Linked DNA regions of Homo sapiens: region 1 is linked to region 2. A link is an interaction called in ENCODE POLR2A ChIA-PET data of the cell type or tissue named here. Cell type or tissue: Panc1. All regions are shown on one strand. Links, peaks and the distances in the headings refer to the core of each region. The heading gives the core; the rest is flanking DNA. Region 1 overlaps AGPS (alkylglycerone phosphate synthase). Region 2 has its middle 10 kb from the start of NFE2L2.

Evidence for each region. Peaks named below come from ENCODE experiments on the same cell type or tissue, not always from the same donor. Only the 100,000 strongest peaks of a DNase experiment are listed, where the experiment ranks them.
Region 1: POLR2A ChIA-PET joins it to region 2 with 8 read pairs; 2 of 35 experiments call an interaction of 5 or more read pairs at or near these places.

Annotation. Positions count from the first base shown.
Region 1 is chr2:177,396,310-177,412,804 of GRCh38, forward strand. The region is part of intron 1 of AGPS (alkylglycerone phosphate synthase); the gene reads left to right. Among named protein-coding and RNA genes, the nearest start is that of AGPS, 12 kb to the left of the region's middle. RefSeq lists an enhancer at 213-713 and silencers at 352-646, 14,725-14,890. In Panc1, for the core only: no CTCF peak of the experiment used is centred there; no DNase peak of the experiment used is centred there; H3K4me3 peaks cover 149 bases; H3K27ac peaks cover 1,797 bases.
Region 2 is chr2:177,267,255-177,283,135 of GRCh38, forward strand. No RefSeq gene overlaps it. Among named protein-coding and RNA genes, the nearest start is that of NFE2L2, 10 kb to the left of the region's middle. RefSeq lists an enhancer at 14,222-14,641. In Panc1, for the core only: no CTCF peak of the experiment used is centred there; no DNase peak of the experiment used is centred there; H3K27ac peaks cover 462 bases.

The DNA.
Region 1 (16,495 bases), core at 1,642-4,141, 120 kb after region 2:
TCAGTCCATTCGTTCATGCATTCATTCATGCTTATAAAATATAGCAGTGAACAAAAACTCTGCCCTATGGAACTTATATTCTAGCTGGAGTGGAGACAGTGAACAAACAACTAATATAGTATGTCAGGTAGTGATAAATATAAAGAAAAATGAAGCAGCTGAAGGGGCTTGGTGATAGAGAACCCTTGAAGGAATTAAGCTGGGAAGAGACATGATCAGATTGGGTTTGGGTTTGAGAGAAGTCACTCCAGCTACAGTGTTAAGAATGGATTGGAGAACGGTAAGGATGGACATAGATCAGTTAGAGGAGATCAGTTAGAGGAGGCTGTTGTAACACAATAGGCGAGAAATAATGAAGAATTAAACTAAGATGATGGCAATGAGAATAGGGAGGAAATGATGTGTGTGAGAGTTTTAGAAGTTCATTAGGTGACACCATTAAAGTTTAATCACACTTTAAAACTATGTAACTAAATTAATGCCACAGGAGTTTGGAGACTGAATGACAATAGAAAAGGGATGACACAGTCCAGAGGAATGTGGACATTTCAGAGGGCTGACCAAACAAAACCTGCTGTTTACTTATCACATGGTCTCCTATGAAGTTGGCACCAATTACTTCTTTTTCTTTTCTTTTTTTTTTTTTTGCTATGGAGTCTTGCTCTGTCTCCCAGGCTAGAGTGAAGTGGCGCGATCTCAGCTCACTGCAACTTCCTGCCTCCCGGGTTCAAGCGATTCTCCTGCCTCAGCCTCCGGAGTAGCTGGGATTACAGAGCCTGCCACTGTGCCCAGCTAAGTTTTGTATTTTTAGTAGAGATGGGGTTTCACCATCTTGGCCAGGCTGGTCTCGAACCCCTGACCTAGTGATCCACCCACCTCAGACTCTCAAAGTGCTAGGATTACAGGCATGAGCCACCACGTCTGGCCGGCTCCAATTACTTCTATCCCGGAACATATGTTCTCATTATTTGAAGTTGCTGAGCAGAGTATTGAAGTGACAGTTTACTCTTGGATCCTCCCTTTTTCCTTAAGTGCATGTTACCCATGTACAGTTTTTCTTTTGACTTTGCTTCTAAGTGCAATTTTAGATCCTTAAAAATCATAGTAAATGTCAATTACATATGTGACACTTTTACGTCTTGGTTTTGGATTTTTTTCAGTTTTTTTTTTTTTTAAGGCTCTTGTGGTCTTACGAAAAAGAGAAGAAAAAATACCATGTTAACTTTCATTCTTCCACACTGCTAACCTCTTTCCCAGTTATAACTTTGGCTCCAACCTCATTGTGGTTTGCATTAGTCAGAACTGCTCAATGGCAGTTTTTACGGAGGTTATAAATGTTCAGGTCAAAAGAATGATTAAGAACGCCACTAATTGTTTAGTCTACTTGCTTATAATGTCACTTACAAATGCCATTTTAATAAAAAGCAGTATATTAACGTCGGGCATGGTGACTCACACCCCATAATCCCAGCACTTTGGGAGGCCAAGGCAGGCAAATCACTTGAGCCCAGGAATTCAAGACCAGCCTGGGTAAGATGGTGAGACCCCATCTCTACAAAAATACAAAGAAAGTTAGCCTGGTGTGGTGGCACAGGCCTGTGGTTTCAGCTACTGGGGAGGCTGAGGCGGGAGGATTGCTTTGAGCCTGGGAGGCAGAGGTTGCAGTGAGCTGAGATTGCGTCATTGTACTCCAGGCTGGACGACAGGGCGAGACTGTGTCTCAAAAAACAAAACAAAACAAAAAAGTATTATTTAACATCTGCCGGAAGCTTTGGTAGATATTTTCCAGAAGGAATACAGCTGAGTTAACCTCTTGTAAATATTTCCCAAGAGGGTATCCTGAAGCCTGTAAGAGCTGATACAGAGCAAAGGTTATTTGCACAAGTGACCTGGCTTAAAACTTAACATCGTTTGGCAAAATTCGAGCTTATTTTGGTAGTTATGTTGAATGAAATATTTACCCTATTTTGAGTTCCTAGCTAGGAATTCTAGTGATAGTAGTAATAGGAGTTTTAATTGACTAAGTCCTAATATGACAGGAACCATGCTAAAGCTTATGTACATTATGTCATTTAAATCTCACACAACAGCTCTGAAAAATGAGTGATACTATATGTACATTACAGTTGAGGAACTAGAGGCTTAGAGAAGTTAATTTATCTAAGGCCTTGCATTTGTGAAATGAAAGAGATGGCATTTCAACTCTGTTCTTGCTCCAGAGTCCATATTCTTTCCTCTATGCTGGATTACCACATCTGATGTTCCCGGGGAGATATCTACTTACTATTCATCAAGTTGCTGTCTTTGTCATGCTAAGTTTCAAAGTTTTTGTGATTAAATAGATCATGATCAAATACTTTGTCATATAGTTAAGAAGGCATTAGTTTATGTTGTACTTAATAAATTATAAAACATCATTCTGTCAAAATGAAATTCATAATAAGAAAATGTAATGGGTGGTTTAAAAAGGTAGACCAGCCAGTTTACTTTTGTGAGTGCATTTTGCCATTTGACTTGTGGAAGAAGACAGTGTTTGGAATGAAAGGGAATTAGGAAGAATGTGGAAGACCCAAGATCAGAGAAGAAAGGAGGAAAAGAGAATAGGTCATGGAGGGTTTACTGCCTAGTTGCAAACTGTCTTTGGACTGTGAATGAACAGGAAACTGAAGATTTAATCGCTGTGGTTATTTGTTAATATGCTTCTCTAGATTGCATTTTAAGATGGACCAGACCTTCTCTACATAGACTTTTTTATGTTGGGAAGTTACTATAGAGCCATCTACCCTTGTGGTCATTTAATAAAAATACCTGAGAATGAATTAAGTGATCTGTTTTTAGGCTGCAGAGAAATGGATTGCTGTTGTAGTCAGATGAGATACTTTATGGAACACTTTAAAAGCAAGTGCTAAGCAAATATTACTCCGTTTGATTTTATTTCCTTATTATTGAGAAGATAACTTCTGCTGTTATTCCGATTAGTATGTTAATTTCAACCCTAAACCAAATCAAGGGATCATGACTAGAGTCTACCGTTGTAGCATAAAGTATTAATAGCTCTCTGCCTATTAGTGTTCTCTTTATTTGTTGGGTCTTGGGGGTGATATTTTGTCATATCCTTGTCCCAACATCTGGGCTCAGAATCAACTGAGAGATAAGACACAGGATACAGACAGAGAGGTAAAAACATTAGCTTTTTTACTGATAATGCTGGTTGGAGATCGTGGCTTAGATCTGTACTACCTAATATTTACCCTGAATTACACTCCATCACAGGCAGTGTACCACAGAAGGCCTCCTCTGCAGGTGTAGAGCCTAACACATGCTACCAAAACAGTAGAGAGAGAACTTACAGCATAATTAACTTTTGCAGAATGAACACATCTATTTTATCTGTATTTAGATTAAGAAACAGCATTACCAGTACTCTAGGAAGCCCTCTTTGTGCTCATCCCAGTGGCTCCTTCCACCAGGATAACCACTACCTTGACTTCTAACATATAGATTTGCCTGTTTGAACTTCATGTAAATGGAATCATACAGTGTGTACTTTTTTGTGTTTGGCTTCTTTCCTTCAGAGTATTATGTTTGTGATATTCCTCCATGTTGCATCTAGTCACATTTTGTTTATCCTCATCGATGAATAGTATTCCATTGGGTAGATATATACCACAATTTATCCATTCTGTTATTGATGAACATTTAGGTGGTGGTTACTTTTGGTCCGAATAATTACTTGTTTTAATATAAAGTGCATATCAAACTAGTGTTTTTATAGATATTACTGCATAGGAAGAGGTTAAAGTAATTAAAATAGTGTTTAAGAATTAATATATTTACTTTTCTTAAGTACATCAATTGTTTGAGGTAATAAACAGAATGCTCCCAGGTACTAAATCATTTTTATAAATAAATTAAATTGGATTTTTAAACAAAGTGACCTTGCAGTGTTCACATATTATTTACGAGCTTATAAGATTTCAGCTTAAAATCATAAGTCCAACTCTATTACTCAATTACACATTTTAAATTTGAGTTACAAGTCAGTCATTCTTAAAGACTAGATTCTCTTAAGTTTTGTAAATATATAAAATATCAATTTTTTGTATAGTTTTCTTAAAAACATTAACATCTGTCTTTGGTTCTCTTAAGCATTTGTATATTTAATTCTGGATCTTTCAGTAGTTGAAATACGCTTACTCATTGAAAAAAACTGCTACTATTCCAGTAACTGCAGTTACTTTTGATGAGAGAGTTTTGCCTCCTGGGTGAGATTCGGAGGGGTAGATATCGTCTTGTCATTCACTAAGAAAACTGTTATATGATTGCATATAACATTTGTTCTTGCCAGCATGTTTGAAATTACTAATCAGAGATTTGGCCAGGTTGCTGACCAGATTCTTGTTGTTGACCTCAGTGGGACTCTCCAAATTCTATTTATAGTTGCTGTGTCAGAGACCTCATCCTATAAGCAGGGGAATGCTCAGGTATCCCAGGACCTTAGAATCAAGTAATGTGAACTATTTAATTTGCTATAATCACAGAAGTTCGCATTTCCAACTCAGATTGATTACCTAGTTGGGTTTTACATTTTTTCTAAAGGTGCTTGAACTAACTGTATAGGAATCCAGCCTAAGGAATATTAAAATGACACCTACTTGAATTCTCTTATCACTTTAGTCACATATACTATGGAGTGGATATTTTGCTGTCAACTCAAATTTTGTAGGTCGACACTATCCAGTAGAGCTTTCTGTGATAGAAATATTCTGTAATCTGTGTTATCCAGTATCATAGCCACTATGGAGCTGACTTTTAAATTTTGTTTAATTTTAATTTAAATAGGCACATGTGGCTAGTGATATACCGTGCTGGCCAGTACAGGTGTAGGTGGAAACCTAACTCATTATCTTCTTTCTCATTCTCTAGAACTTATTTATCTGGGCTTTCTCATATCTCATAGTGTTAACACTAGTCCCACAGTCACATCCTTCAATCCCTATCTTGAACTTCTTTTCATTCTTTTAAGATCGAACTTTCTTTTGAATTTATTCAAATTAATAATTAATTCTGCAGTCACTCTGCTGCTCTCATACATGTTTGTGTCATCTGATCCTCACAACTGCCCATTTCACAGATTAGGAACTGAAATTCCTAGATACTTGCCAGAAAAATATATTAGTCAGTTTCTAGCTACTGAGTGGTAAAGCTTAAATTTGAATCTAGATTTTTTAATTTTAATTTTTTTTTTTTTTTGCGACAGAGTCTCGCTCTGTTGCCCAGGCTGGTGTGCAGTGGCACGATCTCGGCTCACTGCAGCCTCCACCTCCCAAGTTCAAGTGATTCTCCTGCTTCAGCCTCTCATGTAGCTGGGATTACAGGTGCACAGCACCACGCCTGGCTAATTTTTGTATTTTTAGTAGAGATGGGGTTTCACCCTGTTGGACCATGCTAGTCTCAAACTCCTGACCTCAGGTGATCTGTCCGCCTTGGCCTCCCAAAGTACTGGGATTACAGGTGTGAGCCACCGTGCCCGGCTGATTCCAGATTTTTAAAACATCTCAATTCTAGAGCTTTTTCCTTGATATTATATTGATATCACCCAGCCCTGTTCATTTTTTCCTTCACAATCTTTCACATTCATTTTGTGCATTAAACAAGTATTTATTGGTTACTTATGTTCTAAGCACTTGGGCTATGTCAGTGAACAAAATGGAGAAAGATTTTTATTTTCTTGGAACTTACATTCCAGTGGGTGAAATGGAAAATTAAACATAGTAAATAAGTAAATTATTAAGTATGTTAGAAGGTGATAAGTACTGTAGAAAAAAGAAAAAGTAGAGAGGGTAAGGAGGTAGGGTTCAAATTTTAAGAAGGATGTCAATGAAAACATGACATTTGAGCAGATATTTAAAGGAGATGAGTTTAGTCATATGGATATCCAGGCAAATGAGTGTTCTAGGCAGAGGAATAGTATGTGCAAATATCCTAAGAGGAAATGCACATGTGGCATATCAGGAAAGCCACAAGGAGACTGGTGCAGCTGGACTCAATTCATATCCCCTCACCTCTAACCGCTGTTTAAAATATGTAGCTTTTAAACTTCAGCTTCTGATTTACCTAGCTCTTCTACTGTTCTAGGCAGAGTCTCTTATTCATGCCACATTTTTCAGCTTTTACACCTTTTATTGTGCCATTGTCTGGAAGACCTTTGCTTGTTGATTGATCCCATGTTTCAGAGTCTCTTGTTTTGGGGATCTTTTCTTTTTACTTTTGAGAACTGGGGAAGCATTGATCTATCTCCTGTTACCTTTTCCCCACGATTTCTCAGGTTATGAAGAGTAACTTTAAAACATACGGTTAAGTGCTAAGTGTCATAGGATATAATATGTAGGTCTAGAGCCTTGAATTCATTTAAATCACCTAGGTACTCTTCAGCCACCTCACCCATTTGAAACTTCGTCTACTGGCTGGCCGCGGTGGCTCACGCCTGTAATCCCAGCACTTTGGGAGGCTGAGGCGGGTGGATTACCTGAGGTTAGGAGTTCAAGACCGGCCTGACTAACATGGTGAAACCCTGTATCTACTAAAAATACAAAAATTAGCCAGGCGTGGTGGTGCACGCCTGTAGTCCCAGCTACTCTGGAGGCTGAGGCAGGAGAGTCACTCGAACCTGGGAGGTGGAGGTTGCAGTGAGCCGAGATCATGCCACTGCACTCCAGCCTGGGTGACAGAGCAAGACTCTGTCTCAAAAAAGGAGAAAAAAGAAAAAAAGAAACTTCATCTACCCAGGTTTGCAATTACTTTGTGTCTTCCATATGCTAAGCACTGGGGAGGATTATTGACACATGGTTTTTGCCTACTGGGACATGTAGGTCTACTAAGGAAGACTGATGTGTCTTCTATTACTGCAAGATGTAAGGTATAGGAAAGGAATGGTGACTACTACAACAATGGAAGGGCAATTTTATATCAAAGAAACCTAGTCTAGAAGGATTGGAAGAGTATTGTTCTATGTCAAGATGTTATGCAAAAATTCTTAAATCTGAGGGTGAAAATATTGATGAGAGAGAGCATTTGGATGAGAACAGAATCAGAAGAATTAGGGTAGGAAAATCTGGGCAATGTAATAAAGTTTATAAAACTGGTGTGGCAGTTTGCTCTAGTAATGATGGTCTTTCAGCAATCTGGATAGTGTTTAGAAGTGTCATTCTGCTAGGAGCTGAATGTCTGGCAGTTACTTTACAATCATAAAGAAAAGGGAAAATAATTTTGGCATTCTAAAATGTTATGCATTTTGTTGCAGAAAAAAATAGAAAATAATAATCAAAATGAAGACTAACATTAAGAGATAACCGCTATAGCACATTGGCTTAGATCCTTTCAGACATAAGCATATGTGTGTGAGGTCACGCCATAATAATGTCTTGAAATTGCCATTTTTCACTCACTGTCTTGTGTATACCTTTCCTTATCAAGAAATAATAATGTGTAAAATCATTTTCAGTGACTCAGGAAGTATTGTATTATATGTAGGTACCATTTATCTGATGAGGACGGTGTTATATTTGTTTCCAGTGTTTCCCTATTATAGAGAATGCTGTGGTAAGCTTTTTACAATTAAATCCTTAATAATTTCCTTAAGGCACATTTTTAAAAAAGGGCCTTAATGAGTCAAAGAGCATTGGAATACATCATTCGCTGATCTCATTGGGCGTGGACAGAAATAAGGAACGATTGCTTGTTTGGACTTAATTCTGACAAGTAATAAAAAATTGAAAATCATCGGAATCTTTGGAGAACGACTACATCATATTTGAGCAAGTTTGTATCTTCTAATTTAGGGAAGCAGCTTTCCAGAAATTTAGATAAAAGGAAATTAGATGTTCTAGCCTGAGTCTTTAAAGGGGAAACCAAAACATGACCACAGGGAGCCTAAGGAATAGTGCTTAACCCTGCCTGGGTCTATGGGGGTAATGAGAAGGAGGGAGAGCTAAGACGACTGGCCTAGATGTATCAGTTTAAACCACTTATTGCTATCAGTAAATAATGTACATTCCGTGCTTATTCAGATGGCTCCTATTTACTGTTCAGGCAAATCTTGTTACATGGAGTGATGTAATTTAAGGATTATGGTGTCAGCAGTTTTCATTCCCTGCCGCCCCCCACCCCAACATTTTGCATGTATTTAAACATGTTGCAGAATTGAACTTCACAATACTCATTAGTGTACCATCCACCTAGATTCTACTGTTAACATGTTACTGTGCTTATCACATATCCATTAATCCATTCTTTTTTCCACCTAATATTAATCTATTTTGTTTTGATGCATTTTAAAGTAAATTGGTAGTTTCATTTTTGAAGTTAAATCTCCTTCAGAAAGGTTCTGCTTTTTTCTTTTATATCAGTTGGCTTTGATTTCCAGATAGTATTTGTTTTGCCTTCACAAATTATTTCTGGCTTTACAACTATTAGACTACTATTCTAATTTTGATTTTATTTCCAAGTTCATACCTGCCATCTGCCATTATTTTCAGAAAGTACATTCTAGTTTGCCATGCCTGCACTCAGATTTTATACAATTGGTAACTTAAAAAAATTATCATATTTTGGTATGTATACTAATGAGGGATATTTGTTATAAGTATTAATCTGAGCTAGGTTAAAGCAGAAAAGGGAAATTTATTCTAAGAGTACAGGGGTGCCAAAGAACCCAAGGGTAAGAATGGAGCTTGGCCTCAGGATGGAATTAGAGCCAAGAACCAGAAAGCCATCAGGTTTCTTACTAGTATCACTTCTTGCTACTATTTGCTGCAGGCTTCTCTAAGTGGATCAGCTTTTTCTGCTCTTCTGTCCAAATGGTAAAATATGGCTGCCCCACTCCTTCAGGAATTCAGCCAATAGCACAGAATAATTGAACCCCTTGTTTCCAGTCCTGGGTTACATGTTTACATTGCTGCAATCAGTTATTGCCTGGAAGGAAGTGGTGGTAGTCATAGGACATAGGTAGCTGCCCAGGCAGCTAAATGAGCTGAACCAACTCTGGTTATCATGCATTTAAAGATGATACAACCAGATTATCTGCTCATTGTTTTTGATGATTCCTTCTCTATAATCCTGCTCCATGAATTATTCTATTGATTTTCCTTGAGTCATCAATCTTTTTCTCTTTGTTGATTTTTCCTGCTGCTTAAAAGCATGCTCAGATAACGTTTTGAAATTTTCCACACGTATCACTCTTTTGAAAAGGCCTTAACAGCCATGAATAACCTAATTATAAAACTTTTAGCCTCTTAACCAATTCTGGTACCTGGTAGATGTTCTTATCTCTTCTTAGCTTCCATGTTATTGCACTATTCTGTTGTTTTTTTTTTTTTTTCCCACCTTCCTGTCTTTCTGACCATGGTTTTGCTGACTTCCTTCTCTTCCTAAGCTTAAAAATCCCTAAGATTAATTTTTAGTCATTTCTTCTGCATTTTCTTCCTTAATCATTTCATCTACTTGAACTGTAATAGCTTTTACCACTGTTGGGGGAACTTTAAGTTATTATCTCTAACTCTCAACTCTCATTTTTACATTTTTAATTATTGGGTATTTCTATCTGAGTATCTTGCTGGTTTCTCCAACTCAGCATTCATGTGTAAGGTCATTATTTTAGTCTCCAATCTCAGTCCTCCACTGTTTCTCTTCACTTCCGCCATTATTTAGATGCCCAAGTCCAACAACACCTGAGTCATGAGTTCTTGCTGAGCTCCATCCCCCATCCCTTATTTGGTTCATTGACAAATCAGATGGACTCCAAGTCAGATGGACTCTATTATCGACTCTCAAGACACTTTGCTTTTCTCTCATTGCCACCAGCCTAGATGAAATCTTAATTGTCTCACTTCTAGCCTGGTCTCCCTTTCTTTTGTTTCCCGCCTTTAAATGATTCTTCATTCTATTACCAGACCAATCTTTGTTCAGAGAAAGTGTCAGTACTTGCTGCCTGCTTGTGCTGTGCTACATTCTAACATTGCAAAAATGATTGACAGTCAGTGGAGATATATAGATATATAAAAGATATGATGTAGCTGTAGTCATTGTATGCAGAAGAAAGAGCCATAAATTCTTGAAGAAGATAGGAAAAGGCTTTATAGAAGTGACTTTTAGACTGGTTGCCTCCAGGGAGAGAAGGGCATTTTAGACAGGGGATATATACAGGAAGACATAAGAGGACATGGTGTGTATAAGGAATTGTCATAACTTAATGTGTCTGGGAACAGCTGTTAAAGAAGGTGAAAATGTAGAGTGGTGCTGTGTTTAAGAATTGGGATTTCATCCACATTGGAGAATCAACAAAGTTTTAAAGTACACACTGCTAGATTTTGACTTTTGGTAGAAGCAATGAACATGGAAAATACTGTTTTGATTCTATTGTTCTCTATTGATTATTGAAGTAATAACAATCTCTTATTTGGCATTCAAGGCTTTCAGCTGTTCTCTATGACTTCTTGAATGTGCTTTATGCTTCAGCCAATTTTATGCTGCTTATTAGATGGGAAAATCCTTGTGCTTTCTTCCTCTGTTTGACTATTGAAATTTTACCATCTTCCAAAGAAGGGAAAGTTTAAATGCCTCCACAATGAAGGGTTCTTTCAGCTAGAGATGAACACCACTGAGCTCTTGTAATAATTTGTACTCCTTGTGTGGCCATCATTGAGTATACTGAAATCTTTGCTTCCTAGTTAGGAGTGTTGGAGCCAGACAGTCATGGTTTAAATCCTAGCTGTATCATGTACTGTTCCTGTGACTGGGGACAAGTTACTGAATCTTTCTGGACCATTTTTTTCATGTTTTAAATAGGGGTAATGACACCTACATCACAGGATTAAAGTGAGAAGGAAATAAGGTAATGATTGTAAAGCCCTTAGCTTTATAGTGTTATGCAATACTGTCATTGTTGCAGTAAACTACATAGAAAGGAGTAATAAGAATAGAGTGCTAAAATAGTTTCTATATTAGACCATTTTTGCATTGCTATAAAGAAATACCCGAGACTGGATAATTTATAAAGAGGTTTAATTAATTCACGGTTCTGCAGGCTGTTCAGAAAACATAACTCTGGCATCAGCTTCTGGGAAGACCTCAGGAAGCTTACAATCATGGCAGAAGATGAAGTGGGAGCAGGCACTTCACATAGCAAAAGCAGGAGCAAGAGTTGAGGTTGGGTGTGGGAGGGGGAAGTGCCACACATTTCTAAATGACCAGATCTCATGAGAACCCACTGTTGTAAAGACAGCACCAAACCTTGAGGGATCTGCCCCCATGACCCAAACACTTCCCACCAGGCCCTACCTCCAGCCCCGGGGACTGCAATTTAACATGATATTTGGGCAGGGACAAATATTCAAACTATATTGGTTTCTGAAGATGGAAGCACAGCAAGAAGTAGGAGGTACTCAGTGGCAATAATGACATTTTAATAGAGAAAACAAATTTCCTTTTTTTTTTTTTTTTTAAAAAAAAGAGGTGGGGTTTTGCTTTGTTACCCAGGTTGGAGTGTAGTGGTGTGATCATAGCTCACTGTAACCTTGAACTCCTGGGCTCAAGAACCATTGTCCTGAGTAGCTGGGATTATAGGTATGTGCCACCATGCCTGGTTATTAAAAAATTTGGAGCAGAGTCTTGAGGTATTGCTCAGGCTGGTCTTGAACACCTGGCCTCAGGTGGTTCTCCCACCTCAGTCTCCTGAGTCGCTGGGATTATAGGCACAAGCCACTGTGCCTGGCGAGAAAACAAATTTCTAGTAAATGTCACCTTATGCATTAGGAAGGAAGGTAAGAACCCAAAAAGTGTAGAACATCAGCAGTTTCTCGTACTGTGTTTTAGGCTGATTGTCAGTATCACACACATGATGTTTGGTCATTCTTGTGCTATTTCTGGTTTGAAACTCTTCTCCATGACTCTTAGTAGTCATGGCTCACCATTGCTTGCTTCTATGTGTGATATGTGGCCTTGGTGGCCACACATTGGAATTTGAATAAATATATTCTTGTGCTAAAGGAAAGTTATTTGATAAATAATTGTTTTAATTTTTATACTTTTTAAGACTTTTATAAACATACATGAACTAGGCAAATTTCCATAGCGGATCAAACTTCCTAAAATTTGCATCAGAAAATATGATCTCTGTATAGCCCTCATTTCTCCTTCCAGATAGTCCTTTGTAAGATTTGGGTATAGATTTATGCCACCTCCTCTGTCATGTAATCATATTTCCATTTCCTGTTATCTCTTTCCCCTGTCTCCCACATGGTGAGTGCTGCCACTTTGCCCTCTTGCTGCCCATTGTTTTCTTGCGGAATTCTACTCAGGGCCATCCTCTCCTATAGTGAAGTGAATTTAAAGTTTTTCCTTTCCGTTTCTCTCTCTCAATTCCAGTCTCCTGATTTTGGTAAGGTTTGGGTGAGAGCAACTTAATTGTAAACAATTTACATTAAAGCTTTGTATTCCTTTGTGGCTATTCAACAGATGAGGCTTCTATTCTTAACTTTTTCTCATGTCTTAAGGTAATGCTTACCCACATGTGGTCTGTGGATGACCCTCATCAGAATTTTCTGAGGGTGCTAGAAATTGTAATCATGGGCTGGGTCTAGGGTGGCATCCAAGGACTCTGCTTTTAAAGTAAGTACCCAAGGTGATGTTTATACTCCCAGAAAGTTTGAGAACCTCTGTTGTTGTGATTGGGTCCTGCTTTTAATGCTTTCTTCTCTTCCCCCAAACTTTATGGGGTTCATTTTTTCCATGGGTTTGCCGGAAGCAAAGATAGCAATCCCAACTACCTGTCACTTAAAGTAGAAGGGGCTACTGCTGATTTTTTTTTTTAATCATTATTTTAAGTAAAACAAACCAAAAAAAACCCAACTACTGTTTTGTTTTGTTTTTTTTTCTCACAATTGCAAGATTTAAGAGTGAAAACAGAGCCCATACAATGGGAGGAGACCCAAAGGGGGTTGCCACTCCCGGCAAGAATGCTTGGGGTTTATATCCCAATCATTGTCCCTCCCCCTATGCTCTCAGGTGATATATGATTTGACTTTTTTTTTTTTTTTTACCTCCTGCTTTAGCCTAATTTGTATTTTAGTGAGCCCTCTTTACTATCTGATTGGTTGGGTGTGAGCTGAGTTACAAGCCCCGTGTTTAAAGGTGGGTGCGGTCACCTTCCCAGCTGGGTTTAGGAATTCTTAGTCGGCTTAGGAAATCCAGCTAGTCTTGTCTCTCAGTCTCGGCTCTCAACAGGAAAACTCAAGTGCTGTTGGGGAGGTTGGCCGACGACCGCTCTTAACTGCTTCCTGCTGAATTGGGGGCATAGTAGGGGTCATGCAGTTCAGATTTCCTTGGGAGGGGTGCCTTCGATCTCATCAACATTGGAGCATGGGCTAGTAGGCCGGTCTAGGGGTCCGCAGTAGTTCAAATGCATCAGGGGCTCCATTTGAAGAACCATTTATACTTCTACACCTTCTATTCTGGAAGAGACAAACTTAACAAGGAGGTTAAAGATACAGGGATTGAAACGTATGGCCTGCAGTGCAGGGGATTATTTCTTTGGCACACTTCACAGGCCCTGACTATCTGCTTGATAGTTTTTAAAAGGCCTGGTCCAGTAAATAATGATTTAGCCATCTGATGGGTGCTATCAATGCCTAAATGAAAGGTTTGGTGAAGGGTTTTAAGTAATTTCCATTGGTTAGCTGCAGGCAAAAGTATTTTTCCTTCTTCAGTGGCTAGCCATCCTGAGGGGAGGAAACTTGTCCTCATGAGGGTCCCCATTCTGTTTCTCCTGCCGAGTACTGCAGCTTGGTTTCCCGGAGGGGATTACCCCATACTAGGGGTCCTTCTGTAAGCATTTCTAATGGAGGGTCCTGCCTTGCGGCTCTTTTGGCTTCAATATCCGCTTGGCAGTTCACTTCTATTTCCCTTTCGTTTCCTTTCTGATGACCCTGGCAGCATAAGACTGCCACCTCTTGAGGTTTCTGTACAGCCAGTAGTAATCTCCTAAAGGCTTCCTGATGTTTGATAGGTGTTCCCTCGGAAGTTAGGAATTCCCTTTCTCTCCATATTGCTGCGTGGGCATGGAGGACTAGGTAAGCATGCCTAGAGTCTGTGTATATATTTACCCTTTTTCCTTCTCCTAATTCTAGTGTATAATGGCCCCTCCTTTTGCTAGAATGTCTCTCCCTAACAAAGGAGTGGGGCTTTCAAGCATAATTAGAAAGCCATGTGAAAAGAGTAAAGTTCCCCAGTCACAACTTAGTGGCTGGGAGAAGTATTTAGTGACTGCCTGTCTTAGGACCCCTCAGATAATGACAGATCTGGAGGACAGTTGTCCGGGACAGGGAGAGTAAGACTGAGAAGGCCACACCAGTGTCCAGGAGACAGTTAACCTCCTGGCCCTCAATGGTCAAGCATACCCGGGGCTCTGTGAGGGTGACGGCATGGGCTGGCGCTTACCCCAGGCACCCTCAGTCCTGCTGCTGGATCATCTGGTTAGTGGCTTCTGACTCAGAGATCCTTCATCCCCTGGGGCAGTGGGCCTTCCAGTGATTCCCTTGACATAAGGGGCATGGACGAGGGGGTAGCTTATTTCTATTCGGACAATCTTTTTTAAAGTGTCCTTGTAGGCCGCACTGGAAGCAAGCCCTATTAGGCATTCAACTTGCCCAGCCTTTCGGTGTTCCAGAGCCTCAAAGTCCGCTTACCTGAGGGCCATGACTAAAGCGGTGACCTTTTTCTTAACTTGTTTGTCCCTTTCTGCCTGCTCTTTCTGATCTCTATTATAAAAAAACTGAGGTTGCCAAGTTCAGTAGGGTTTCTAAGTTTTGCTGCAGGCCTAAGGCGGACTTTTGAATTTTTTCTAATGTCTGCAACTGACTGAATAATAAACTTACCCTTTAAGATTAGTTGGCCTTCAATAGAGTCAGTTGACAGAGAGCTATGCTTCCTCAGTGCCTCCCTTAGTCTCTCCAGAAACGTGGTAGGATTTTCTTTCTTTCCCTGTGTTATAGTGGACAACACTGAATAATTTATAGGCTTCTTCCTAGTTTTCCTTAGTCCTTCTAGCACGCAAGTTAGTAAATGTCTGCAGCACCAATCTCCATGTTCTGATTCTGCATCCCAGTGAGGGTCTACACTGGGAACTGCCTGCTGGCCTGTGGGGAATTGTTCTTTCCTCTGTTGTCATCCTATCATTGACCTGACTGAGATACCAGAGATCGCCAAACTCTCAGGTTGCAGTTATGGCAGCACTTTTCTCATTTGGGGTTAGTGTCTGATCTAGCAGTAACATTATATTTTTCCATGTCAGATCAAAGGATTGTCCTAACCCTTGTAAAACATCAATATAGCCATCAGGGTTATCTGATAATTTACCTAGGTCTATTTTAATTTGTCTCTCTCTCTCTGTCTGTCTTTCCTCTCCTTGACTTACTCAATTTGCTTTTATCCTGTTCTATTATGTTGTTGTAGACCCATAGTACTGGGTCATCAGTTCTAAGGCCCTGGCCAAGGAGCCAAGGCTTGGAGATTGTATTGCAGAGGGATAAGCTGGGTAGAAATCGGGGGAGGAGAGCATCTTACACAATGGGAGAGCAGTCCTCCTAGCCATTTACAAACTTGGGGCCCTGGCAAGTTGGTGGGGAACAGGTCCCACATAACGGTCGAGAGCTGTGTGGCTAAATTGGGAGGGACACGAGGGACAAGACTCACTGGGTTGATAGCCTAGATGCCTAAGGACACAGCATAGAGCTTCATTAGATCCCTTTGGAGATACAACTTGCTCCAATACGTGGGAAAGGAAATGAAAGTCTGAACCATTAGTATCTAGGAGGCAGGGATCAGAGGAAGTAGATTCAGAGGTAAGGAGAATTTTGGGGCTACACTTTCAAGAAAGTCATGGTCAGGACCCAGGAGGTATGGGTCAGAAGGAAAGGTGGGGTGCACGCATGGGTGACTGTTGAGTAGAGACTTCTGGCTGTACCATGATGTCAACCGGCTAATGCTGGGAGTTCGGGACGACAGCTTTCTGCCTCTAGTTGGCCCTTGGCTTCCCCAGGAAAATTGAAAGCGCAAGCTGGTTCCAGGCAGATCAATGCTCCCAACCCAGAAGGTTTGGGGGTTGTTAGAAAGCCTTTTCCCAGATAGCCTCACATCTGAGTCTTAAGTCTGGCAGCCACGCTAATCGTTTTTTTAACTGGCCGACAAGCACCCTGTATTTTCCTCTGATTCTAAGGAAGGATAGCAAGCGAAAGTAGTCCAATATTACTCACCGCTTTGGAGAGTCCCTTCGTGGTTGCCAAAATGTTACCAGGGTGTCCTTGCTCCTAGAGCTCCCAAGATGTTGGCGGCCACTTCCAAGATGGCAGCAAGCCTCTTGTTCTCTGACCTGGGGTTCTTGGCCTCACGGATTCCAAGGAATGGAATCTTGGGCCATGTGGTGAGTGTTATAGCTCTATTA
Region 2 (15,881 bases), core at 12,667-15,166:
CTCTACTAAAAAATACAAAAATTAGCTGGTTGTGGTGGCATGCGCCTGTAGTCCCAGCTACTCAGGGAGGCTGAGGCAGGAGAATTGCTTGAACCCAGGAGGCGGAGGTTGCAGTGAGCCGAGATCACGCCACTGCACTCCAGCCTGGCGACAGAGTGAGACTCTGTCTAAAAAAAAAGTATCATCAAGTAAGTCTTCTGGGTATAAGAAGTCTGGATAATGGTGATGCATTGACCCCTTAGTTCCACCTCCTTTGTGCTCCAATCTGCCAAGTTGCAAGGTGCAAGAAAGTACCGATTGTTTCAAAATCCTCCATCACTTTGAGGCTTCTTCCTCTCTCTGTCACTTCCTCTCAATTGTTCTCCATGTTTGAGCCAGAAAATATTCATAATCTTTTAGAATTGTAGTTGAAATTCTACTTTGTCCAGTGTAAAGTATAGAAAGCTTCCAAAGATGGCACCCAGTAAACCACCTCTCCTGATATTGAGGCATTTGTCTAGTCCCCTCATATTGAAACAAGCATGGCTGGCCCTGCAACTTGCTTTAAGGTATGGAAAGAGGCCAGAAGTGACATTATGCCAGGTTTTAACCTAAGCTTGAAAAAGCCCTGACAGCTTTTAATTTTATACTCTTGGAAGTCAGCCATCATCCTAAGAGGTCTGACTACCTTGATGGAAAGAGAGGCCATGGGAAAAGTCATGGAAGATGAAACTCTAAATGGAGAGAGAGAGACTATGTGAACCAACACACCAGACATGTGAATGAAGAAACCATCTTGGACCTTCGAGCCCACCTATTCAAGCCCCCAAAGAACTCCAGCTCCAGCTGCTATATGACTGCAGTCACATACAAGAGACTGTAAGCAAGACCGGCAGAAGACTCCCTGGCTAAGCTAAGTCAACACCAAGAACTGTGAGAAATTATAATAAATCACTTTCAGCTATTAAATTTGGGGGTGGTTTGTTTCATAGCAATTGATAACCAAAACAGCATACTGTATGTATGGTGACTATCAAAGGCAGGGTTTCCCCTGGCTGCTCTTTGTTTGTTAACCAACATTGGGAGCACAAACAGGGAGATGATACTTGGTGATTTAATAAAACTCAGACTCTCAGAAGAAAATGACTTCCCTGGGAATGAGGAAGCTGTCTTTCCCATAACATATCTTTGTTGCTACATACAAAGTAAAAAACCTCATCACACCATGCATAAGTTTCATTTTATTAGACGATGGAGAGATAGTCTCCTTATCAAAATACACTTCACGAACACAGACATTTTATCAATGAAGTAGATGGAGGGATAAATGCATACAGAGGTTCTGACCGTGATATGACCTCATTTGTGCCAGTTATGTAAGATACTCGCTGAATATCTGCTTAGGGAGTTTGAACTTGAGCAACCTGCCCAGTGGATAAACTAAACTCCAGTATAGGCCAGGCGCGGTGGCTCACACCTATAATCCCAGGGAGGCCAAGGTGGGCGGATCACCTGAGGTCGGGAGTTTGAGATCAGCCTGACCAACATGGAGAAACCCTGTCTCTACTAAAAATACAAAATTAGCTTGGCATGGTGGTGCATGCCTGTAATGCTAGCTACTCAGGAGGCTGAGGCAGGAGAATTGCTTGAATCCGGGAGGCGGAGGTTGCAGTGAGCCGAGATCGCGCCATTGTACTCCAGCCTGGGCAACAAGAGCGAAACTCCATCTCGAAAAATAAATAAGTAAATAAAATAACAAACTCCAGTAAAGCAGTGTTCAAAATATTTGGTGTATTAATTTCAAAACACACCCGCATCCTTGGTTCCCTGGGGTGTACACCTCACTGTGCAAACTACTGGTACAATGAGCTGTACATCTCCAAAGCCAGTTTTAACTTGTGTAGTTTCCTGCTCATAAAGAAAAAGTATCCTGCAGCAACAGCAATGCAGTGAGTAAAGAGAAAAATGTTTAAAAGAGTCCTTTGAATTTTATGTGTTGATACCTATATAAATATATATGCACAGAAAAAAAAGACAGAATGCATATACTCCAAAATGTTAACCGTAATTATTTTGACTAGATGGAGACTGATGACTTTTTTTTCTCATTTTTCCATGTTTACATTGTTCTAAATAAATAAACATACTTTTTTTTTTTTGAGACAGGGTCTCGCTCTGTTACCCAGGCTGGAATGCAGTGGTGCTATCATGGCTTATTGCAGCCTAGACCTCCTGGGATCAAGTAATCTTCCCACTTCAGCCTCCTGAGTAGCTGGGATGACAAGCATGCACCACCATGCCCTGCTAATTTTAAAATTTTTTGTAGAGGGGGTAGTCTCACTATGTTGCCCAGGCTGGTCTCAAACTCCTGGCCTCAAGCAGTCCTCCTGCCTCAGCCTCCCCAAGTGCTGGGATTACAGGCATGAGCCATTGTGACTGGCCAGCATACATTACTTTTATAAGAAGAAGAAAAAAGGTGGGAGTAGGGTGTGGGAGTAAGGAAAGAACGTTGCTTTTCTCCCATGCCACTGGATCTGTTTTATTTTCAAATTGAATTATAACCACAAGCTTTGTAAATCTTTCCATTTTGTATTTATTTGAGTGGAGCCTGGAGAATTTTACCACATCTTTAAGTGTAGTTGTTGTAAGGTTCTAAAGATCCTTTCTCTTCCAATTTACTGCTATATTTGCAACGTTTAACTCAGCAGAACAGGAATTACCAAAGACAAAATTTTATGAATAGAGATTAAGAACTGCAGCCTCTCAGTAACAGGCAAAGTAGCCCAAACGTAACATCGCTTTGTGGGGAAAATAAAATACAGAAAAACATTATGCCTAGAGCTATGTCTTCAAGGACAGTTCTCAAATATTAATAATGGGAGTAGAATATCAGATAATTTTCATTTCCATCTTTGTATTTTTCTGTATTATTCAAATCCTTACAGAAAGCATTTTTAGAATTAAGGGATAAAAACAATTAAACTATTTCCACTTTGAACAAACAAAAAGCAGACTACAACGAATGGAAGAGCAGAGCATCCTCATAAACAGACCTTACAGATAATCTATAACATTCTTGGAGGCTGGAAAATAAAAAAGGGAAATGAGATTTGCCAACATAATTGTCTCCTGACACTTTCTATTCCATGGACTCTCATTTTGCCCTTTGAGTAATATTAGAATTAAAAAAAAACCTTAGACGTCTTCTGGCCCGGAGATGGGAAGCAAATTTCACTTTGATTGCCAATTCTGATACATTGGTAGTGGCTGCCTACAGTGCTTTGCTGAAAAGTATTCAAAAACAGCTTCCCAATTTGGTAGAAAAAGTTCAATGATTGATTAACAATGTCTGCCATGGGCACAGAATTATGAGTGGTGGCACATATCAGGTATGTTTCTTCCTTGATATAGTCCAAATTCCTACTTTTACATTTGAGGAAACTGAAGAGTGAAGTGGTTACTAATGACCACAGAGGTAACTACTGGCAGAACCAGAAATAGAATAACATTTCCTGACTCATGGTATTATGTTCTTCGCATACAACAAATTGATTTGGAATTTTTTTTTTTGATACAGAGTCTCACTCTGTTGCCCAGGCTGGAGTGCAGTGGCATGATCTCGGTTCACTGCAACCTCCACCTCCCAGGTTCAAGCGACACTCGTGCCTCAGCCCCCCAGTAGCTGGGATTACAGGCATGAACCACCATGCCAGTTAATTTTTGTATTTTTTAGTAGAGACGGGGTTTCACCATGTTGGCCAGGCTGGTCTCGAACTCCTGACCTCAGGTGATCCACCTGCCTCAGCCTCCCAAAGTGTTGGGATTACAGTCGTGAGCCATGGCGCCCGGCTGACTTGGACTTTTAAAGGCAAATCTAGTACTGGGCCAGACTTAAAGGATAAGGTGTAAATTTTATTGACATGTTGGCACATTATTTTTGGAGGGGATTAATAATCCAGTTTATTAATGATAATAATTATTGTACATATTTTATAAACACTCCCCACAAATCAGGGAGATGCAATTAGGCCCAATATTACAAAAATCAGAGGTGACAAAACAATTAAGTGACTGCCTCAAAGCTCAAGGAAATGATTATCTGACAATGGCCCAGGCTTCGTCTACTCTAGGTCAGGTCTCTGTAGAGTCTCTTGGCTTGTGCTGTATTTACTGAGAGTACTCACAGCAAAACTCCCTAAAGATTACATTTTTCCACATTCTGTTTAATGAATTCCCCAAGGACAAAATGATGAAGTATTTTTCACTAGAGAGAAAACTTGCAAACAAATAGGAGAACAGGATTTCTGCATTTAAGAACTTCAGTGTGAAGGGTAGGGAGAAAGTAAATGAGCTGTTTGCAACTTTAGCCTCTCTACGTACCAGCAGGTTTTTAATTTTTCTTATTTAATGAAAAGGTCTAAGAGCAAGAATCAAAATGTACTGAGAAGACTATAAGGTGTTAAAACCCTTTTGCTTCTTCCAATAAATTAAATTTCTCTAATTGTGTGATTCTAAAAAGCCTAATATGCAGGTAACTTTAATGTCAGTTTAGAGCTATCCCTCCTGTAAGATTCAGGTAACTTGTTCATCACGTTTTCTTTCTCCTGATGAAAGATGGAATATTTCAGTCTTTGGAGTTCGTAAACTTTCAAAAATTTGTAACGGTCAGTGTATTAATTCACTTGTCTTTTTCCCTGCTAACAGTTCTTGTATGCTTACTATGCATAATAACCCGAATTTTTAGATTCTTTATTTCTCTACAATATATTAGGGATATGGAAAGCAATAACAACACAACAAAAACAACAAGTATTTATTGAGTGCTAAATATGGCCCATGTACTTTATATGGGTTATATCATTTAATCCTCTCAGAAAATCCAAGACAGGTCCTTTACAGTCCCATTTTAGAAATGAGCAAACTGAGGCCTGGAGAGGTGAGATAATTTTATCTATGGTCAGGTGGTTAGTAAGTAGCTGAACAAATCACTGACTTTAAAGTTCTTAAGCATGAAGATATGCTGCCTCCCATGCATAGTTCAAAAAATCGTAAAGGTTCATTAGGGAATTTAGGTAGAAATGTTTTCTGAAATGTTTCACCAAAAACTATCCAAGCAATTTATGTTTCATTTAAAAAACAACAGTTGAATACTTAGTGAGAGAGTTTGAAGGAAGACTCAGTTGAGTTAAACATGGATTCTACTCTGAAGGTCCTTACAGTCCAGTAAAAAAACATCACACTTGCCCATAGCCAGGAAGTAGCTGATGATGCAAAAGAGGCAGGCAGTTAATGTAGCCAACCTGATAGCTGAGGTCAGGGGTTTCTCTTTTCATTTTCTGCAAAATTCACATAATATTTTAAAAATAGCTTTAATGAGGTCTAATTGATATAAAATAAATTACATATATATAAAGTACACAATTTGATAAGTACACACACACAATTGTAGTTATGATTTGTATTTTTCTGATGACTAAAGATGTTGACTATCTTGTCATGGCACTGAGGTTTTAATACATAATGTAATACTTTCTATACATTGACTGAGAGGAAGGTATGTACCCCTAAAATATGCTTTATTGTTAGAAACTTTGCTGGTTACATAATCAAAGAGGAGTTATGGTGAAACAATATTATTAACTATGGATAAAATGACACCAAAATTCCAGAAAATATAAAATATGCAACTCAACAAAAACTTGAGTTCTTACAAAAGGAAACTATAAAATACCAAGCTTTTACTTTCAACTGGTGCCTGAGAATTTCCTCTGCTACCACACGCTGGTGGACCTACTCATGTTTTCTGAACTGCATTGAGATGCAACAACTATTACCTGTTTCTTTCTTTTTCTTGACTGTTCTCCCCTAAATTCCTAGACGACACCATTAACAATTTAAATCAAATTGGTTAAAATATCTATTACCTAACCTAATAAGGTCACTGTAGTTTTTTTATTTTTTATTTTTAAAAAAGCTCTAAACACTGAATAAATAAATGTTTTGTGACAACACGGATTCATAAACTAGAGGGAGATTTTTTTGTACACTATATATGGAGACATTTCTTGCTAAAGTTTGCCCAGTCTAGCCTCCTGGGAAAGTAAGTACTGTATTAGCAGGAAATACATCTTTTCAATTGTCCGCTCTGGTTGGAAGATTAGATAATATGAACACTTGATCTCCTTATAATCAATTCAATTTAATTTAAGAACACTGTTGTGTACTGTGTGAAGTGCCTCAGGTAAAACTTGAGTTTATTGAGCATTATGTACAAAGCTCTCCTTCCAAACACTTTGTATGTGTCATTACTAATACTAGCAATAGCCATTTTACGGGTGATAAAGCCGAGTTCAATCTGATTCAGTAACTTGGCCAAGATTCCATGGAAGAGCTCATGTGAAATTCTAGATTTGGCTGTTTCAAAACCTTTGCTCTTTTCACTGGGCTAGGCCCCAAGACACCTCCCAATGCTTTGTGAATGATTAAACATTGTAGGGATCACGTTCTATATGATAGTACTTGCCATAGACCTCATTTAATTGTATGTCATTATTTGAAGGGTGAAGTATAATTTTATGCAACTGAGATATCATAAAGTTGTATAAACTGTGCCATAATTTTCATGTTGGAATTCAATTTAAGATTTCCATGTATTTGTTTTTTTTCTTTCTTGATTAAGGCTTACTAACCCTCTGCTCTTGATCCAAATCTGCAAATACATAAAACAGAAAGTACGAGGGCCCCCAGAAACCTCTCTCTGATTGCTAGTGGCTCATTGGAAGAATATCACTCTAAGATTTTGCAGTCTGATTCTGTGGTACAAGGTCTTCAAAGCTGACAATCAGTACCAGATTCTATCAAATTATCATATTCAACTTAAATTATCTCTTTTACTACAACTCACCTTCATAATTTCAAAAATGTGTACCCTGCTCTGAGCAAGCTATGCATTGATCATTCACTATGAGTGAATGTCTTGTTTTTCAGAAGGCTTATGTGGAAAGAGTGTGTTAGGAGGAGAGTCACACCAATGTGGCTAAAAGAAGAAAGATTAAGTATCTTTTAAAAACATAATAATATAATATAAAAATATTATGGTATCTTTAAAGATATAATAGATGATATGGATAGTAAAAAGATGTATAGCAAAGCAGTTCAAATGAACAAAAGATAAGGCTATAGGAAGGTTTGATGATAAAATGTAAAGAAATACAATTGAAATAGCAGTAACTTCACTTATATGTTTTCATTTTAATGTACAATATTGTAATGACGGAAACCAACAGTCACCTGGTATCATTTCACAGTCTTATGAACCTCGGAAACACATTGTGTTTACTGTCATAGTATACTTTTCTCTAAGAAATCATCTGTGAAGCAGCTGAGGTTTTAACAAATGACAATCATGTAATTAATACAAATTACAATTTCTCTAGCCTACATTTCTACAAATCCTGCTGTTTACTATTGTGTAGAGAATATAAGTGTGAGACAGGCACACCTGAGTTTAGATACTAGCTGTGAGAGCCTGAGAAAGTAATTCAGCATGACTGACAAAAGTTTCCTAGTCTGTAAAATGAGGGTTGTTGTGAGGCTAACTGGATTAATGTATTTAAAGTTATTCATGAAGATGAAGAGCAGTCAGATCCTCTGAAATAATCATCTGAAAACAAAAAATGACTATGTGAACAACATTGATGGAAGAATAGACCACTGCCAACCCACAAATATAAAATATTTAGTTCTTTTTATAAATGCATGATACTTGACATAATAAAAAGTTATGGTCTGAACTTGAGAAACCTAGAGATTATTTGATATAAAAATAAAAGAATTGGCTTAGACTTAAATTCAAGAGCCAGAGATGGTGCTATTCATCTTCTTATCTCCGTTACTTTTTACTTTACCTGCTATGTGGAGATACTTGGTAAATGTTCCTTAATTGAATGAACAATTGCATGACTAAACTTTCTAAGGTTTGTTCCAACATCAACAGACTGCTTTTATAAGATGACGGGAAAGAGTGTGTTGCATAAACACTGTTTTGTTGTGTTAGGGCACATGTATTAAAATATCAACTGCTGGTTTAGCAAGAGACCTTGGTATTTATGTTGAAATAGGAAGGCTGCATATTTCATTTTGTATATATTTTTGTTAATAAATATTTATAACATTCATATTCTACTCATCAAGGAATTTTCTGAGGCAAAGGAACAGGATTGCGAGGAGGTCTCAGTAATGTGAGGCTCGCTTTATTGCACTAGTGAACTAGCAGGCTCCATCTAGAATATATTTTTAAAATTTTTAATAATAGCAGTGGAAAATAAAGAATGATTCTTTGTGTTCTTTGGGACTCTTTATGTTTGTAACTTAGGAGCCCTTACTGGCTGAATTCTGTGGTACTACTGCCAAGAATTTTGCAGACTGCACAAGCATTTTCATTTACTGAAATGTTAATGTCTTAATTTAAAATCTACCATCATACTTAATTTAGTGGCGTTAATGGCCTCTACCGTTCACTTTTAAAATGCCACCTAATTCAGAATTATTTTCTAACTTCTTATTTTACATATAACTGAACTCCCGTAGGATTGGGTGAAGTCTCTTGAGAGCAGCTCACTGTGGGCGTGCGGCAAGAGATCAACATTTATCTCAGCTGCTTATATGTGGTCTAAGTGGATTTGGTAGTGCCAGAACAATGTGACTGCCAGGACCCAGAAACTAATGCTTTCCTTGCCTAATAAGTAATTTTTTTGAAGTCTCCTATCTGTTTCTCAATGACTAAATCCTGTAAGGTATATAACAGACTACTCATATTGGTTTTCTCTGAGTGGCAGTTTTAAGGGTAGAGGAACATTACTTCTTACCTTACATATTTCTGTATTGTTTGATTTTTTAATAAGCACTTTTTATGTATTTCATATTTAATCCTCATGATTTGAATATTTAAAAAATATAAAAAGTAAAAAGTTAACCTCCCCACTCTATCTTCCATTCACTAAATCTCCTCACTTTTCCCCAGAAACATATGTATAAGCAAATATATACTCTCTATATACAAATACTATTGTATTACATATACTATAATATATACTATCTATATATACTCATTTGTATATATAAGCAAATATATACATCCTAAATACTATCATATTATATATACTATAATATATATTCTGTATAAATATACTCATATGTGTATATATATATAAGCAAATATATACTCTATTTTTCTCATTTTTCACACAAAAGGTAGCAAACAGTGCATATGGTTCTCCATCTTGTGTCTTTCATTAAAAATGTCTTGGAGGTTTGTACTGTTTATCAATATACTATGTGGTACATCTTCACTCTCTATGTATTTCTTTCTTCCTTTTTTTTTTTTTTTTTTTTTTTTGAGACAGAGTCTCACTCTGTCGCCCCGGCTGGAGTGCAGTGCTGCGATCTCTGCTCACTGCAACCTCCGCCTCCTGGGTTCAAGCGATTCTCCTGCCTCAGCCTCCTGAGTAGCTGGGATTACGGTGACCACCACCACGCCCAGCTAATTTTTTGTACTTTTAGTAGAGACGGGATTTCATCATGTTGGCCAGGCTGGTCTCCATCTTCTGACCTCGTGATTCACCCACCTCGGCCTCCCAAAGTGCTGGGATTACAGGTATGAGCCACCTCGCCCGGCCCCCTCTATGTGTTTCTTTCTAAAGCTGCATAATATTCAATTACATGGATGCATCATGATTTATTTAACTAGTTTCATATTGATGAATACTGGATTGTTTCTAATCTTGCTATTACAAGTCATGCTGCAATAAGTTACCTTGACCTTGACCTGGGTCATTTTTTAATGAATTTTTTTTTTTTTTTTTGGAGACACAGTTTCACTCTGTCACCCAGGCTGGAGTGCAGTGGTGCGATCTCGACTCACCACAACCTCCACCTCCCAGGTCAAGCGATTCTCGTGCCTCAGCCGTCTGAGTAGCTGGGACTACAGGCATGTGCCACCACACCTGGCTAATTTTTGTATTATTAGTAGAAATGGGGTTTTCCCATGTTGGCCGGGCTGGTCCCAAACTCCTGATCTCAGGTCATCCGCCCGCATCGGCCTCCCAAAATGCTGGGATTACAGGTGTGAGACACCGTGCCTGGCCATTTTTTAAATGATTTTTAAATTTTTATTTTAATTGACAAATGATAATTGTATATATTTATGGGGTACAATGTGATGTTATGAGATATATACATGCACACACGAGATGATTAAATAAATCTAACTATTAATAATAGGTCATTTTATGTGTTAAGTATATTCACAGGATAGAGTCATTGAAAAGTGCCTCTTGGGTCAAGGATAAGCACTTATAAGACTGACAGATCTTGCCAAATTACCTTTCATAGAGTCTTACCAATGTATAATACCATAAGTTAGATTGTCAAAACTTTTAGATTTTTGAAAATGTGACAAACATATTCATATTACTGCCCATGTTTCTATTGGGTTGTTGATTTTTAAAATCTTATTTATTTCTAGTGGTGCTTTGTATATAAGGGATATTAGTACTTTGTGACATGAGTTGAAAATACTTTTCCCAGTTTGTCATTTGTCTTTTAACTTTGATTATGGTGATTTTGTTTCTTTGCCACACAGACATTTTTTATTTTAACATAATTGAATTTATCATTTTTTTTAATGGCTTATATATTTTAAGTCACATTTACAAGGACCTTCCAAGGTTATAAAGACATTTTCTCATAGTTTTCCTCTAGTAATTTTAATTTGGTTTTTCACATTTAAATATATGATGTCTTTGTAATTTCGTGTATAGTGTATAGATCCAGTTTTATTCCAGATGGCTGCCTAGTTACAGCCTGCCTAGAACTAGGCTAACTTGTTACAACTAGTTCAATACAATATATTGAATAGTCAGTCTCTCTTTTCCCTAGTGATTTGCAATGTCACCTTTATTGTATACAAATTCCTGCGTGTATCTGGGTTTATATCAGAACATTTTCATCTGTTCTATTGATCTGTATGTCCATTTATGGATCAGTCTCACATTGTTTTAACTACTGAGGCTTTATAATGTGTTTTAATACTTGATAGGGCTAACCATTCCACATTCTCCCTCACACATATACATTTGAGAAATCTCTTGCCAAATTTGAAAGGGAAAAAAATGGTATTTTTTACTGGAATTGTGTTAAAATGTTAAATTAACTTAGGGAGATATGACATTTTAACAATTTTTATTTTTCCTACCCAGGTATGTTCTTTCTATTTATCCAAAGCTTGTTTGGGTTCCTTGGTTTTATTTTAAAGTTCTCTGCATATAGGGCATACACATTTCTTGTTAAATTTGTTCCCAAGTATTTTATTTTTTCTATTGCTACTTTAAATAAGGTCCTTCATCCTTATATCCTCCAGTAGGTTATTATTTGCACATATAAGATTGATTGGTTTCTGTATATTAATTTTCCACCTTTATACTTTACTGAATTGTCTTATTGTTCATAATAATTTTTCAGTTGAGTCTCTTGGGTTTAAAATCGGAGTCACATCATCTACAAATAATGAAAATATTTTTCTTACTTTCCTATTTTTATACTTGAAGTTTTATAATGCCAAGTCATGATTGCTAGTACCTTCAGTAAAATTTTACATAGTAATTATGATAGTGAGCACCCCGTCTATTCCTAACTTTATTGGGGCTACCTCTAGACTTTCCCCATCAAGCATAATGCTGGCTAGATGTGTTGTATCATGTTAAAGAAGTATGCATCTGTTTCTATTTTATTGAGTGCTTTTTACCAAGTTGTTGAAATCATGAGCATTTTAATAAACACCAACAAGAATAAAGCTACTCTTCTGATCTTTCTGTCTTCCCACCATCTGATCTCTTATTGTTGTTTCCCACTGGCTGGCCCTAATCAGAATCCAGAAAGGAAGGGAGTCCATAAGGGGTCAGCTTCCCAGAGCATAGAGCAGGACAGAGAAGGGTAGAGAGTAGATCTGGAAGTATAGACAGGGTATAGCTGTCGGCTATATATGGAAGCCAATAGCAGACAACAAAACAGCCTCTGTCTTTATTAGTTGAAAACAAAACATTATGGGTGGCAAAAGCAATTTTCCTGAAGCTGGTAGCATTATCTTTGTTCATTAAAAAAAAGTGAAAGAAAAGTGTGGGGTCTTAGTCTTAGGTATTTTATTTTATTTTTATTTATTTATTTATATATTTATTATTTATTTATTTTTGAGACAGAGTCTCACTCTGTCTCCCAGGCTAGAGTACAGTGGTGCAATCTTGGCTCACTGCAACCTCTACCTCCCGGATTCAGTCAATTTTCATGCCTCAGCCTCCCAAGTAGCTAGGACTACATACAGATGAGCACCACCACGTCCGGCTACTTTTTTTATTTTTTGGTAGAGATAGTGTTTCACCATCTTGGCCAGGCTGGTCTCGAACTCCTGGCCTTGAGTGATTCTGCCCACCTCGGCCTCCCAAAGTGCTGGGATTACAGGCGTGAGCCACCATGCACAGCCAGTGTTAGGTATTTATATATGGAAAGCTAGTTGTACTAACCTTTTCTAGATCTAATATATTGCATTTCCTGGTCTTAAACTCACATTCAGGATTGAGCTTTTTGAATGTAATTTCCCCTACATCTACTACCTTATTTTTAAAATCTTGCACTCCTTCCTTAGGCCTAAAAATAGTGTGCTAGTGTGGTAGATATTAGGTCAATTGTCAGCACCAGAACTAGACACTTTATGTTCTTGGAAGGATCTAGCAGAACACACCCACTTTACTGGCACCTTGGCCAGTCTCTGGGCATGTTCCATTCAGGCCTGCCTTGGATGCCCCCAGACATCAGCAGGGCTGGCTTTGGGGGCAGCAGTTTCACCTGACTATATTGTGCGATGCCCTCCCTGAAGGGCTGGTTGCCTTCTGCCAGAATTTGGAAACTTCTGAACTCCACAGCAATCCTGCCCGTCTACTGCACAGGCTGCATATTTAGGAGGCATCACAGGTCACAGATAGAACTGCCAGGTAAAATACAGGACGCCCCGTTAAATTTGAATTTCAGATAAGAAATAATTTTGGGTATATGTATATCCCAAATGTTGCATGGAACATATTTATACCAAAAAATTATTTGTTGTTTATGTGAAATTCAAATCCAACTGGGCATCCTGTATTTTTCTTTGTTAAAAAGAAAAAAGAGCTTATCACAGAGCTCTTCCCAAAATAATCCTCCACTATGCTTCCTGCCACTACCTGCCCTCCCAGCTCCACAGTTCCTCCATAAGAACTACATTTATTAAAGTGTTAAGATAGCCTCGGCAGGATATTAACTATAAAGGTCAAAGTTAAGATTCACTTCTGAGGGCTGCACCTCTAACTTTAACCCGCATCATCAGGGATTCATTTACCAGATCAGTAAACTTGTTATTTGGGCACTAAGGACATTTTAGTGATGGTTGAGAGCAAGGGTGGACCATGAAAAGTTTAGATTCTCGTAGATGTGTGTAGAGGTAGGGCTGGAAGTGGAGGTGGGTTTGGGGGTATGTTAAAGCAATGTATGCAGGAAAGAGAATATTAAAGAGAACTTACACTGACAATTTTGCCTGGCTGGGATTCTTGTGTTATTCCTTCCTTGCCTCCTGATTTCCTTCCTTTTTTTTTTTTTTTTTTTTTTTTTTGAGATGGAGTCTCTCACTGTGTCACCCAGGCTGGGGTGTGGTGGCATGATCTCAGCTCACTGCAACCTCCGACTCCCTGGTTCAAGCTATTCTCCTGCCTCAGCCTCCCGAGTAGCTGGGATTACAGGCATGTGCCACCACGCCCAGCTAATTTTTGTATTTTTAGTAGAGACAGGGTTTCACCATGTTGGCCAGGATGGTCTTGATCTCCTGACCTCATGATCTGCCCGCCTCAGCCTCCCAAAGTGCTGGGATTACAGGCGTGAGCCACCATGCCCGGCATCCTTCCCTTCTTTAGTTTACACACATAGGCCCCAGGTACAGGGCATGAGCTAGAGCTGGATCCCAGCTGAATGGAAAGCAGGAGGCGCTATATTGGAAACAACTGCCAAGCAACCAAGGACTGGGGACAAAATAGCCTGGGAGGAGAAGTAAAACCAGGAAAAAGTTTAAAATTAGGTGCCTGACATTTAAGGGAAAAAGTCCAAAGTTAATCAAGGATGACCGCTTATTGCAAGATTCAAAACCTCTAAATGACAAAACTTCTAAAAAAGGAAATGATGATAGCACGGGGAACCCTGCTGATCCATCTCCCTGCCCAAATACTTCTCCATTCCCAACATCTGTGCAGCCATGTGCAGCAGAGACAAACAGCAGCAGCACTCCACCCCCAAGCTTTGAGAACCGCAGAGCTGTGGCTGACACAGTGGTCCTATCTCTGTGAAGTACACAAACCATACCACAGCCTTATTTTCTGAGACCATCTCTATGTAACCAGCTTCCCTAAATGCTGTGGCCCAAGAGGCTAACACTTTGGTCAGTCATGGGGCAATATGGCTGCTCCCACATGGCATCCAAGTCCATGCTTAGAGACTGAAGGGGAGCCAGCCTTGGTAAACCAGGTCTGTGGTCATTTCCCCACCTGGCATTTTTGAGCTGTACCAAGCAGCCTAGGGGTTCTTACTGCAAGGGCACGCTCAAACCTGACTTGTCCAGACAAGCAGAAGAGTTTTGGGCTCCCAATCGAGCACGGTGGTCAGTCTGTTCCAGTTTGTCTGGGACTTTCCAGGTTTGAACACTGAAAGTTCTACAGCCAGGAAATCCCTCAGTCCCAGGCAAACTGGGATGGTTGGTCACCCTGAAGTCAAGACACCTAGGCTTTGGCACCTAAACATCAGTTTCCTCATCTGTAAAATGCTGGGACTGGCCAGTACAGCTTCTGATGTTACTGCCACATCTAATAGTCCATGATTCACTCTCATGCTCCTGACCTTACCCATCTGCAGCCCAACTCCCAAACAAACTTCACTTGATCCAAGATCGAGTTCATGTAACCTGATAAGCTAATCATTAGTGTGTTAACAGGAGAGGATTATAGGGTTCACAGTTGAATTTTAACAATGGCTCGGGTGGAAGGCATGTGGGTAGCTGAGTCGTTCTAATGGTGGGAAGTTCAGCTGGGGAGATGGAGTGTATGGCTCTGTGCCATCTGAGAGAAAGATATTTTTAGGCAGGCAGGTTTTGAGGCAGCCAGCCTGAGAGAGCTGGTTTGATGGGCTGCTTTTAGCTGCACAGCAGGAACAGGCCACAGGCAGGGCAGTCTTGTCTGACTTGAGCCAACTTTCACACTATGACCTGAATAAAATCAGCAGTTGAAGCCACAGACTGGAGAAGAAAGGATGTAGTCTGCTGATAGCAATATATATGTATATAATGCATTTGCTTTGAGCCTGGGTCTGTCATCTATAATACAGATATGTAGCTATGATCCTGGGTAGTTGAGAGTTCAGACTCTGGGATCACCACCTACCAACTCTGTGATATTGGGCAAGTTGTAGACTGAATAATATGCATTTGCTGATATTTAACCTTTTTGATCTACACACACAGGAATTCCACGTGGTTTAGCCTAATAGCTTACTCTCTTTTTCCTTGGTTTCCTCATGTGTGAAACGCAGATAGCCACCAAACTTTTCAGGACACTGTGAGGACCAAATGAGAGGGACACATAAGGTGGTCAGAACAGTCCTAGCCCCACAGTCCATGTCAGTGATGTCAGCCACCACCATCCTACTGGTGAAGAGGCAGGCATACAGGGCCATTAGACTCCATCAGCTGAACCTAGGGTAGCCCAGACTCTTCCTGTCTTCCTGAGACATGGAACATGGATGAACCAAAGTGAATTGGTCACCTTAGCTGAACTGTA